Regions from separate parts of the Mus musculus genome. Here all the other regions are linked to region 2. The links are chromatin contacts, found by Hi-C or POLR2A ChIA-PET in ENCODE. All regions are on one chromosome and are shown on one strand. The core of a region is the stretch at or near the end of the contact, and the rest is flanking DNA. Distances in the headings are between cores, read along the strand shown.

What was found. Hi-C counts contacts between places; a loop is a spot of excess contacts on that map. ChIA-PET counts read pairs that join two places held with the same protein, here RNA polymerase II (POLR2A).
Region 1: a loop to region 2 is called in a map of gastrocnemius, with 5 times the contacts of the local background. The contact joins the promoter of Mrnip here to the promoter of Tbc1d9b in region 2. A Hi-C loop is called at or near these places in 1 of 37 maps with a recorded cell type or tissue (gastrocnemius). POLR2A ChIA-PET finds 5 or more read pairs at or near these places in 2 of 5 experiments (Patski and embryonic stem cell).
Region 3: a map of T-helper 17 cell shows a loop between it and region 2 (1.9-fold over the local background). The contact joins the enhancer-like site here to the promoter of Tbc1d9b in region 2. A Hi-C loop is called at or near these places in 2 of 37 maps with a recorded cell type or tissue (T-helper 17 cell and heart). POLR2A ChIA-PET finds 5 or more read pairs at or near these places in 1 of 5 experiments (Patski).

Annotation. Positions count from the first base shown.
Region 1 is chr11:50,172,259-50,176,506 of GRCm38, reverse strand. Mrnip (MRN complex interacting protein) reads right to left here and starts at 1,656. Exons shown (of 7, transcript NM_026543.3): 1 at 1,556-1,656. The coding sequence starts at 1,621. Tbc1d9b (TBC1 domain family, member 9B) reads right to left here. Exons shown (of 22, transcript NM_001290760.1): 22 at 3,722-4,248.
Region 2 is chr11:50,128,613-50,132,936 of GRCm38, reverse strand. Tbc1d9b (TBC1 domain family, member 9B) reads right to left here and starts at 1,577. Exons shown (of 22, transcript NM_001290760.1): 1 at 1,381-1,577. The coding sequence starts at 1,498.
Region 3 is chr11:50,083,747-50,087,892 of GRCm38, reverse strand. Rnf130 (ring finger protein 130) reads right to left here. Exons shown (of 9, transcript NM_021540.4): 4 at 2,081-2,152; 5 at 432-514. Among named protein-coding and RNA genes, the nearest start is that of Mir340, 16 kb to the right of the region's middle. Within about 2 kb of position 2,407, at least 1 of the 3 ENCODE cell types and tissues checked has a DNase peak (open chromatin) inside an H3K27ac peak, as active enhancers do.

The DNA of each region.
Region 1 (4,248 bases), core at 407-2,906, 43 kb before region 2:
GGGTCAATGGGGACTGCTGGCTGCCAGCCTAGCTCCAGGTTCAGTGATAGACCCTGTTCCAGAGAAATAAGGTGGAAAGACAGCAGAACTAATGTTCCTTTCTGGCCTCCATGTGCTTATCTGCATACAAGCATGCATATAACAGACACACAGACAGACAGACAGACACACAGACACACACACTACATGCGCATGCGAGCACAGAGTGGGGCAGGAATTCCAGAGCTGGAGATATGCCTCTGTGGCAGCTAGTACATTGGAGATACAGTTCATCAGTTAAGAGAATTGGCTGCCCTTGTAAAGGACCTAAGTTCTGTTCCTAGCACCAATGTGGCAGCTCACAACTGTCTGTCCCTCTAACTCCAGGAGATCTAAGACCCTCTTCTGGCTTCTGTGGGTACCACATTTTATGGGGTGCAGACATACATGCAAGGCAAACCATACACATAAAAATAATTTTTTTATATAGATACAAAAGCTCCTTGAAGAAATGTCATGAAAGATTATGCTTAACTATACAAAGAGATCTAGGCTGATTCGTAAGTCTCCTGGGACTGACGTGGCATTAGAGATATATACTCTAGATATTCAGGAAGCTGAGGCCAGGGATTAGGAATTAGAGGTCAATCTAAAGTAAATATTGAAATTATGTCTTGGCAACACCCTCAAAACCAAACCAAATTCCACCCCCTAAAACAATAAAACCACTACCACCAAGACTAAGATTTGGGTTGGGGATCAGCTCAGAAGTTAACTAATAAGGTTGAGGCAGGAGGATCTAGAGCCTGGAGCCAACTTGACGTATGAAACAAAGCCTCTCAAACAAACACCGACCACTATCCCCTTTAACCATTTATGGGTTGTGCTGGCTCTAATGAGCATGGAGGTAACTATTACCACGAAGATAAGGCTGCAGGTAGAGGCACCAAGTGACATCCGGGCCCACCAAGGGGAATGTCAAAATGGAGTCCAAACTGCTTATACATTATTCAGTTTTGCTTGTTTTGAAACAGGGTCTCGGATAACCCTGGTTGGCCTCAAACTCGCTAAGCCCTCCTACCTTCATTCATTGCCATGCCTAATCCCATTTTTGGGCTGTGGGAATGTTAGGCGAACACCCAACCCTAGGGCTTTTAAAGCTCACCATTCACTGTAATAAAACTGAGAAGAGACACTGAGTGTAATGATGGGCTAGGTTCTGCGTAGAGGACGCTACTCCTCAACCTGGATTCCTGACCATTTTGCTAGTATCCAATGGAAGCCGCCTCAGAAGAAACAACTACTGTGGATTCTACAACGATCATGCAAAAAACCGACATACACTGGGCTGGGTGGTAGCTCAGTGGAAGAGCGCGCCCACAGCTCTGAGCAGAACCCTCAGCAGCAACAACAGATAAACACAAACAAAATGGCAGAGGCGTGTTGTGAAGTGACAGCAACGAAGCACAGCCTTCAGCCTCGTCACTGTCATTTCCCATGGCCATATGAGACGCGGCCCTCCATATCTCGCCCACCGTCCTGCTAGGAAAGAGGGTGAGGCAGACGCCCACCCCACCTGATGCGCCTGAAAGATGTGGCAGCTGCAGCACCGTAGAACCCGAGACTGCTGAGCCGGCGCCATTCAGGACTCACTCTCCCGCCGTGAGCTCGGGCTCTGCAATCCCGCCCAGGCTCCGCCCAACCTGCGCTGGTTCCGGCCCCTCTAGGCTCAGCTCCACCTCGCATGCCCTGGTGCGTCTCTCCGTTCTTCTCTGACTGAGTCGGCCCCGCCCCTGAGAGCTCTTGAGCCGCTCTAGCCCACTGTCTCGGTGGTCACTGTTCGCCTCTCCGGCCTCCCAACCCCGCCTCCATCCCCTGACAAGCATAAAAAACAAATCAAATCAAAACAAACCAAATCAAGTCAAATCAAATCAAATCAAATCAAAACAACAACAACACAACCCGAGCTGGTGTTCCTACGTGTTTGGTCCATCGCCTTTGGCTCTCTGACTCGGAGCAGGGACGGTGCTTTTCTACAGCCAGGACATCTTTGCATGGCTGACATTATAAACTATCTTGGTTTTGAATTAAAACTGTCGTGTGACTGTGATCTCAGCATTTACAAGACGGAGGCAGGAAAACGTCAAATTAAAGGTCCTTTATCGCCGGGCGGTGGTGGCGCACGTCTTTAATCCCAGCACTTGGGAGGCAGAGGCAGGCGCACTTCTGAGTTCAAGACCAGCCTGGTCTACAAAGTGAGTTCCAGGACAGCCAGGGCTACACAGAGAAACCCTGTCTCAAAAAACAAACAAACAAAAACAAAACAAAAACAAAAAAACAAAACAAAAACAAAACAAACAAAACAAAACAAAAAAGGTCCTCTTTCCCTCCAGAGTCTGAGGCTAGTTTGGGATACAACATTGTAGGAAAATGGATGGGTCTGGAAAGTATATTTTTTATACTTTTTATATTTTTTATTTTTTATATATTTTTTGAGACTGGATCTTACTATGTAGCTGTAGCTCGCTGGCTTTAACTGCTCCTGCAGAGGACCCATATTCAGCTCCTAGCACCTACATGGCAGCTCACGAGTATCTGTAACTCTGTGGGTGCTAGGCATGAACATGGTAAATATACATACATGCCGGCAAACATTCATACTTATAAAATTAGTAAATATTTCAAAAATAAACAAAGTCATTCTAGAGCTCAGTGGTTAAGTCACTAGAGTCCTGTCTCTTCCCCCTGAAACCTGAGATTAAGGCATACCCCCAGGCTGGCTTCTTTTCTTTCTTCTTTTTATTTTTCTTCCCTCTCTGTGTAGCCCTGGCTATTCTAGAATTCCTTCCCTCTGTAGACCAGGCTGGCCTCAAACCCACAGAAACCTGCCTAATTCTGGCCACCTAAGTGCTGAGATTAAAGGCATGCTCCACCACCACCTGGCTTAATTGGTATTTTGAAACCATAAACTTTACAAGATTGGTGTTGAAGGATCATACTGTGAACCCCAAGAGTGTATACTGGAAAAAAACCTGTCTTTAGTTGTGGTGTGGCTTAGCCCTAGTTCACACCTTTAATCCAAGAGTTTTGAAAGATAACTGATCACACTATAAGATTGTATACTGGAAAAATCTGTTCCTAGTTGTGGTGTGGCTTAGCTCTAGCACACACCTTTAATCCAAGAGCTGTTTCTTGTAAACAAGATTGAATAAAGTCAACCATAGGTATGGAGGCTGAACAAGCAACCAGTTGACAGGGAGTGAACACAGGAATAAAACTATAGAAAGTAAGAGGAAGTCAGGAGCATGGATAGAGAGACACACAGGATATAGGAAGGAGGGACATTCAGTTGGAAAGGTTTTTAAGACAGTGTGGAGAAAGAAATTTTATTTTTCCTTCTGGGATGTGGGTTGAAGAAGGTCAGTTGGGTACTTTCTCTTTTCTGAGCTAGTAGGCTTTCACCAGCATGTCTGGCTCCTGAGTCTTCACTTGGTAAAATCAAATGTTTGGGATTTTTTTTACAAAGAACAGACTAGTGGTTGCCTGGCGCTGGGAGAGGGAGCAAGAATGTACTGTAAGTGGATCTAAGGGCTGATAGAGACGATCCAGAAGGGAACAGGAATCTACTGTAAGTGGACCTAAGGGATCTTCCTGGGCTGATAGAGATGATCCAGAATTGTGTTCAGATGGTAACTCAGCAGGTTTACTAGAAATCACCGTTTTGTACTTTAAACAAACAAAGTAATTTTTAAAAAATTTTTTATTTAGTATTTGTGTGGTGGTGTGGGCAGAGACCAGCATGTCCCATTTCATCGCTCTGCGTTATTCCCTTGAGGCAGGGTTTCTCACTGAACCTGAAGCTGGCTATCTGGTTAGGCTGCCCATCTCTGATCACCAGCACTGGGGCACAGGTGGGCATGACCATGCCCAGCTTTTACATTCGTGCTGGGAATCAGCAAAGTTTAAAGTATTGTTGTAAATAATACCTAATGTCTTCTTATTTATTTTAGCTTTTTGAGACAGGATCTCCACATGTAGCTTAGGGTTGGCCTCAAACAACACAATTGTCTTACTTCATCCTCAAGGGCAGGATTATAGACATGCCACCCACCGCACTTGGCTTTATCAGGATCCATTTGTTGGTAGAAGCAAAAGCAGCTCTTGGGCACATGGATGCCTCTGTCCTGCTAAACAGCCAGGGCTAACTCATGGCTGAGTCCTGCTCTGGCCATGTCTGCTTCCTGAACCAAAGGGCTGACAACTTGGTGT
Region 2 (4,324 bases), core at 328-2,827:
GCACATGTTTGTGTCTGGTGGCCATGGATGCCTGAAGAGGGTATTGGGTTCTCTATAACCAAAGTTACAGATGGTTGTGAGCCACCATATGGGTGCTGGGATTTGAACCTTGGTTTTGCAGCCCTTGAGCCCACTTCTCCAGGCCAGGCTGGTCAGTTTTGAAAAGAGGCTCGAAGGAACCTGCGTTCCTGATGAATCTCTTAGGTATACAGTGCTCAGGAGGCTGTGATGGCCCAATGGCCATGGCAGGCTGCACAAACCTGGCTCAATGTGATTTGGAATTCACAGAATGGCTGGCACCGTAGTCTGGACGCTCAGCCTTGAGAGGCGGGAGGCGGTTGGACACAGATGAATGCTAGAACAAAAGGGACTTGTCCCACGGTGCCCTGTGTTCCTCAGTGGCCTTATGGTAGCTTCCAAGGTTGATCACTGGGCTGTTCAAGAGGGCTGCTACCTAACTCTCAATAAACATTGGGTCCTGGAGCCAGGCCTAGCATCAACTCCAGTCATCTCTTGGCCCTCCGGGAAGGAGCCTGATTGTGGAAGGGAACATTGAGTTTTCTTGGAAAAGGTACAGTCCCTTCCACATTAAGAAGTGTAGCTCATGAGATGCTGGCAGCTGATGTCACCTAGGTGAGGCCACCAACTGCATCTGCAGGACTGTCAGCTGCCACCCTGCAAAACCAGGGCATTCACAGAAAATTCACTTTCCATATTGAAAGATCTGGCACCCAGAAGGGTCCACGTACAGGGGTCTGCTGCAGGGCCGGATCTGGAGTACTTGACAAGCCCTGGGACACACGGGGCTTCCAACAAGTCCTGCTGAATAGATTCCCACAATGCCACATGTCACACAAAGTCAGAGGCTCCCACTCCAGCTGCTTCTGTGTGAGTGGTAGTGCTCAGATACCCGAGAGGCACCCGGGGTAGCTCTGAGGGACACTTCATATATACCGATAAATATGCAAAAACAAGCTTTGAATTGGGAGCTCTGACGGCATCAAGTGAGGAGAGACCGGAGGAAGGGGAGGTCAGGGCATCTTTGGTCTTCGCCAAGAGGCAACTCTTCAGTGAACTAGGAGTAAAGAGGGCAAAAGGAAACGTGTGCTTATGCCACTTGGTCCCTCAGAGGCAGCTGGAGAAACTGAGGCAGAGGGCGAGCTGGGGAACCCTGCTGGCTTCTGGTTGCTATGTGACTTTACAGGACTGTGCACACGTCCCGGCGGAGGCCACTGGTGTCCTTCCCCTGCTGCCTGTCCCGGGATCGTCCTCCCCACCCGCCTTCCGACCCCCCTGTGCCGCTGCGCGTGCCCGCGGGTCGCGTCCTGCTGCCCCGCCAGGCCCGGTGCGCACAGGCCCGGCCGCCCGCGCCCCGCTCACCCGTGAGGCCTCCGCCCTTGCCGTGGCCTCGGCGCCGCTGCAGCACGAAGAAGGGGTTGGCCCGCTCCGTCACCCATAGCGCGTTAGCCACCAGCACCTCCTCGGGCCCGAGCCACATCCCGCGGCCGCTCGCACCGGGCCAGAGCCCGTGAGGCGGAAGCGCGCGCCGCCGTCGCCGCGCCCGAGCCGAGCCGAGAGGAGCCGAGAGGCTGGGGCGGGGTCGAGACGTCGGCCCGAAGGTTGGCTCCCCCTAGCGGCCGCGCTGGCTCACAGCGTCGCCCTCCTCGACCTCTCCTGGCCTGGCAGTCCCCTCCAGCCCTGCTGCCGCTGTCCAGTTTGGAGGGGATCGCATGCTCTCTGCCTACTGTGCAGCCCAGGCGAGTTAATGTGGCAAAAAGCGTCTGGAGAAGGGTACAGCAGCGCCTGGTCAGCCTCGGGATTTTGACTCAAGTCTAAGGTTGGGATCCTCAAGAGCCCAGTTGTCAGGAAGCGCAGCTGGTGCCCTTTGAAATAAGTGCGCTCACCCCATCTGACAGATGGATTGGGGTGGCCTTGAGGCTGAGGTCACAGATGAGCACTTAATTTTTTTCATAAGCGTACAGCAGTATGATCTAGGGGCGCAGTGCCCTGCTCTTACCTCTCCTGGCCTGAAGGCGGCAGTCTCTGACAGTACAAATTCACCTTCAGATCCCAGCCCAGGGCTTCTGCCACTGAACCATGAAGCAAAACTAGCTACTGCGGGCTCTGTGAACTAGAGCCCGGTTAAACAATTAGGAACAAGATAGTTTCTGACTCAAAGGTGCAAATGACTCCGCCTGGACAAAAGGGGCGGACCATATTTATTTTGGTAAAGGCTAGGGAGACAGCTGTATGAGCTGTCCCCATGTCACCTGGACATGGCAGGAGGGTAAAAGGAAGGAGAGATAAATTCATTCTGGGAGGTTTGAGCAGATGTAATGGGTGACAGCCAGAGTGAGCCACAACCTTCTGAAACGCGGCTTGTGACTCAGCTTTCAAGACATGGCTTTCCTTACAACTTTGAAGTACAATATACTCCGGTTATCCTGACAGAGTACACAGCAACCAGTCAGTCTGGCTGTCCATCATCTTACTCCATGAGGGAGTGAGTATGATATCCATGTATGAAACATAACTAAACTCATCATCTCTCAGATACTGGATTCTCAGCCCATTGTATTAATGTGTCCTGATAGTAAGTCCTCAATGAGGACTTTGGACGCGCAGACGAATGCTGCTGTGCTCTCTGGAGAAGTCTACCCTCAAGATTTCGGAAGTAAGCCAGGCATGGTGGTAGACACCTTTACCCCAGGACTTGGGAGGCAGAGGCAGGTATATCTCTGTGAAGTTGAGACCAGCATGGTTTACCTAGCAAGTTCTAGACCAAAAATAATTTAGAAGTAGTGGACTGAGGGATGGCTCAGCAAAAGATGGAGATTGGGGGGGGGGGGGTTACAGCTCCAGGGGATCTGATACTCTCTTCTGGCTGCTGAAATTAACAGCAATAGCATTCACTCATGGATGCACACACACATATACACAGAGATAGAGACAGAGATAGATAGATAGAGAGAGATGGATGGATAGATAGATAGATAGATAGATAGATAGATGGATGGATGGATGGATGGATAGATGGATGGATGGATGGATGGATGGATGGATAGATAGATGGATGGATAGATAGAAATCTACAAAAAATTTAATTTGGAAGAATGATAATAATTTTATAAAAAGCATTTGGAAGTACCTGAGAACCAGTGAGATGCCTGACTTTGATCTCAGAGCCCACATGGTAGGAGAAAAACAGCTCCTGCAAGTTCCTTTGACTTCTAAGTAAAATAAAATAATAATTAACTAAATAAATGTAATTTAAGAACTGCAAGTATTTGTTCCACCTTGGAGCGCAATAAAGGATCGTCTATCCTTATTTCAAATTTGAGTGTACTTTAGTGTACTCAAGAGTCAAGAGACTGACGTGTCCATCAGCTGATGGTAACAGTAGTGGCATATCCCTCCATGCAACATCCAGCCATAAGATATCAGCCACTGAGGTGCTAAGACATGGCTGGACCTCGGACATCTGAGGCTGACACATAGACTGTTGGCATTGCCTATGTCTTTGCATATCTACCACACTCCTAGGTGCTGCAGCCGACCCAGAGAACAATCTGTAAGGACCAGTTTTTATAAGGAAAATAATATTTATTGAGCACTCAGTCTGTGCTAAGCCTATGTCTTTTTTCTTTTTATTTTGTGTGAATTTATTTTATAAAATTCACTTGATTGATAAAAGTGCAAAATTCAGGTTCTGACACCATCACAGGGCTTAGCAGTGAACCACATTATCTAGCACTTCAGCTCCTTTCCATCATCTGGAATGGTAACCCTGTCCACATCACAGCTACTGCCCAGCCTTCTCCCATTCAGTCCCTAATAACCACAACTCTGCTTTTGCCTCTATGGCCTACCTATCCCGGGTTATTTAGTGTGAACGAAGTAATCTGTCCTGTTGTGCTTGGCTTCTTCACTCACCATCACATGTCCAAGGTCCATCCACGCCGTAGCATGACCGTGGCTTATATTTTATGGCTGAATATTGCATGGAGGGATATGCCACATCTTGTTATCTACCAGTGGATGGATATTTCAGCCTTTTGGCTCTTAATAATATTATCACAAGCACTGTGCACATTTTAAAAGATTTTTACCTCCCTGTGTGCCTGAGTATGTGGCATATTTGTGCCCAGGTGTGCATGACCATACATACATATGTGTGTGGAAGTCAGGGACTGGGTCCTCTCTGCTATCACACTCTACCTACTTCCTAGAGACAAGGTTTTTTCCTTGAATCCAGGGCTTCTGTTTTCTCAGCTAAGCTGGAAATCCGAGGCCCCATCAGTCCTCTTGTTCTCTGATCCCTCCA
Region 3 (4,146 bases), core at 1,158-3,657, 46 kb after region 2:
GAACCCAGAGCAAGTGGAGGATAACTCATGAAAGGGCTTTGTAAGGAACTCTGTCTTGAGATGGAAAGAAACAAGAAATGGTGTTTGGTTTGGTTTGCGTCTTTCTTGGCTGTACTAGGGATTACATCCACAACTGGGACATGCTAGGTAGGCAACTGCTCTACCTCCGCGCTACAGCCTAGCCTGGGAGGGTTACTGAATACAGACTCTTAGGTTATAATATGCCTCAATGTTGTCATGTTTTCTCATACAAACAATTCTTTCATATGCAAACAATTCTGGAGAGGAATTCTGGTCAGAGTTGACCAAGACCTTCCATTATCAGCATTTGGTCCTTAGCCTGGTCAGGCAGTTTTCCAGGAGCAAGCAGATACTCACTCTGGAAGGGAAACATTAACACCATTCCTTTCAAACAAAGAAAGCCGACATACTTGCAGGGGAGAACCCGAACAACATCATTCTGCTTATAGCTTTCTATGCAGACTGCACAGTGATCGAAGTCTGGGTCTGTTTCCTGAAACAAAAGTACAAGAGCTGAGGAACATGGACACACAAGAGCTACAGACAGCCCAGCTAAGAACACTCTACCATGAGCAGGTGGCTATAAAGGGAAAGGAACTAAAAATACAAGTTTTCATTTGCTTAAGGATGTTGATCCAAATTACATATGAGCCAATCATATAATTCATACTGACTCTATGATGTGTCTTACATTAAGCCGGAGCTCTAATTTTTCCATAGTTCATAATGGATCATCTTGGATTATCATGTGTGTACCCCATTTCTTCTATAACTACCTACTCTCACTAGGTTCCACTGTTACAATCTAAAAAAAAAAAAAAATCTAGGTCCTCATCAAGATGCTCATGTAGCCGATCAATTCCAAAAGCTGTTACAAATGATGTGGAGTGTTGAGTAGACTCCTATGTTACAGTCCTGACTCAGGTATAAGAATTACACTCTGGCCACAGACTTGGGGCAGTTAGTAGTTTAACTCAATCATGGGTATTTATCAAGAATCAGGAAAAGCCAGCCAGTTGTTTGGTCACCAGGTTAATTAACTTCCTTCATTCTCTGGCCTGAGCAGAGTTCCACTAGAGTTGTCTTAAGACAAAGTATGCCAATAACCTAAGCCATGGCCATATGGTCAACCATTGGCAAATGGAGGGGCACAAAAATGTATTAGTTTTAATAATCACAGGAAAGATTATTTGATAGGAAGAAAATGATACAGTAGGCTGTACCAAATCCAGGAAATATCGAATTAATAGCAGCTGGCCAAGCCATGAAAGCGTTTTTACCAGGGACTGGTCTAGGTTAAATGCAGCTGTCTTGATGCAGCCTCTATTTTCTGCAAGTGTCTTTTCCCTCCCAGTGTGCAATGACACCCAGTGAGAATGTTTCTGCCTCTGGAGCTGTTTGAAGACAACAGGCTCCAGTATTCAAAGGCATGGGAATAAAAATAGTAAAAAAAGAGAATGTGTCAAAACAAAGAAAATAGAGAATCACACAAAATCCTCCTACCAGAGCTCTCTGCTAAAATATCAGCACAGGGCGTGGGATGGCAGAGTCTGGGTTTTTGCCTTTAGAGCTTTCTTTCTTTCTTTTTTTAATTCATGGCAAGTTTGAATATACTGAATGTAGAAACTAACACTAAGATGCGATTTGGGATTTGAGCTCTGACAGAAATGTTGATGAAAGGCTTCAGCGATTATTTGTTATCATCTCTTTGACTTGGTCCCCTTAAGCTTTAGGTTCAACACAGACAAAATGTTCTTTCTAATCCTTGTTAACTGAGACACCCTAGAAATGAAGGTTTTAAAGTCTTCATTTAGCTGGGAAGAAACAAACCCCAAATCAGATGTGGCCGTCTTAAGAAGCAGGAGAGAATGTACCTCTGTTGGCTACTTATGTGCAATTTGTCTCATTAGGAGTCTTGGAAGACGTGCGCTAGGCTTTACCAGCAGAAAACATCAGAGGACCTCCTCAAGCGCAGGCAGCCGAGAGACTGCCCGAAGGCTTTCCAGACGGGCAAAGCGGGAGTGAGACTTCCAAGAGGAAAGTAATTTCATTACTGTACCTTATCGCCCTTTTTCACCGTTCTAGTTGTCAATTTACTGATGGCTTTCTTGGCTGCGTCTCCAAGACGACGCTAAGAAAATGAAAAATAAAAAGACATTAAATGGAAGATCTCTGAATAGCCCTCATTTTAGTATGTGATGCTGAAGTAGTACACGATCTTTAATTTAAATAATTAAAGGTATGGCATCTATTATTCTAGACCACTTCTGCCATGTTATGTAAGTGCCTTCTGAAAAAGCTGTAAAAATTCAGAAAACTGGCAGCTATACCATCGATTTTGCATTCTAGTTGAATAAAAAGTGCATTTGGTGAGAGGAATCTGAGCATAGCTCCTTCTGTCTGTCTACTGTGTGAGGCCATGTTACTAGGGTCCCTTAGGGCTCTCATTCTCGCCCTGAGGCTTTCCCAGAGTACTCGAACAGCAAAAGAAACCTCCAAATCCCCACTAAGTCATCACTACTGCACTGGAGACAGACACGGCATCAAGTCTACTTCTGGCTCAGTTCACAATATACTCTGTGATCTTAGCAAAGGGTGAATGCTAGGTTTAACTCAAGATACTTTCTAAAATTGTACTTATCCAACATTGACAGACACAAAGAGCAACAACAACCCAAGGACAACATGACAGTCAATCTGCAGCCTTAAGAAGCCACCCGAACTTAGGAAATGACCAAAGACTACGCCTCATGTGGTGGTGGGAGACGGGTCAGGAACAGGAAAGCATGCCCCGAAGGCTTTGAGGAAGGGATGCCAGAGCTAAGGCTTGGAAAACGAGGACAGGGGAAGTTAGTAAGGACCAAGGGACAGGAGAATCAGAATGTTTTGGGAGTCTGAGTTCACACAGGATGAGATACAAACTGGAACTGTCTCAGACAGCCACTCTAAATACAACTGTATTTTAAACTGAGCAGAGGCACATTAAAAAAACAAAAACAAAAACAAAAAAACAAAACCAAAACCCCTGAAGGAATGGGGAGGGGAAAGAAAACCAAGGGAGACCTCACACTGTTTTGTAAGGATTGACAAAGAAAACAAAAACAGGAGAGCATGAGAGTAAAATACAAAATAAAATAATCTAATGAACATTTTCATATCTATCAGAGTGGTTTAACTATCAATATTTCACTTGTAAGTTCATATAACAATCCCCCTGTATTTTAAGAATTTCAAAGTGTCTTATATCAACTTGTCATTTCATCATCTGGGTTTCATTATGCATCTCTGACAGGGGCTTTTGTTTGATGGTACTGTCCTACTTTATAATTAACAACCCTTCATCAATACTGTCTCCTACTGAAACTATATGCTTCAAATGTCTACAGAATATCTTCTCTTTAAAATGCTTTTAAGATTTACTTTATTTTTTTATTTATATATGTGTCTGTGTGTCTGTGTGAATGTATGCTGGGTGTCTATGCTTTCTGAGACCAGAACCAAGTTCAACAGAGTTGCAGGAGGTTGTGAGGAGCAGCAAGTACTCTTAATTGTCAAACCATTTTCTTAAGTCCCCAGAATGTCTTTTGATAGTTGGCTTATATGATCAGGATATAGTCTAAATAGTATTTAGCTGCTATGTTTTTCAAGTTTCTTTTGACCCAAGTCTCATCTATCATACTTGAAAAATAAAAGCAGTCCTTTTAGAGTTATAATGGGCTTAAACTGTATACATAAAAGGGTCACATCTGATATTCATTTAAAAACACATTGAAAACCCATGGACACGGGCTGGCGAGATACCTCAGTGGTTAAGAGTGCTGACTGCTCTTCCGAAGGTCCCGAGTTCAAATCCCAGCAACCACATGGTGACTCACAACCATTCCTAATGAAATCTGATACCCTCTTCTGGAGTGTCTGAAGACAGCTACAGTGTACTTACATATAATAAGTAAATAAATCTTTAAAACAAAACAAAACAAAAAAAACCATGGACAAAACTTAGTATATTTTCATGCACTGCTTTAATTTTCAGGACTGCCCTTCATTTTCTCTTTTGATTTCCCAAGACCACGGGTTAATTTTCACATATTTGACGGTTCCTGAGATTCCAGTTATCGATTCATT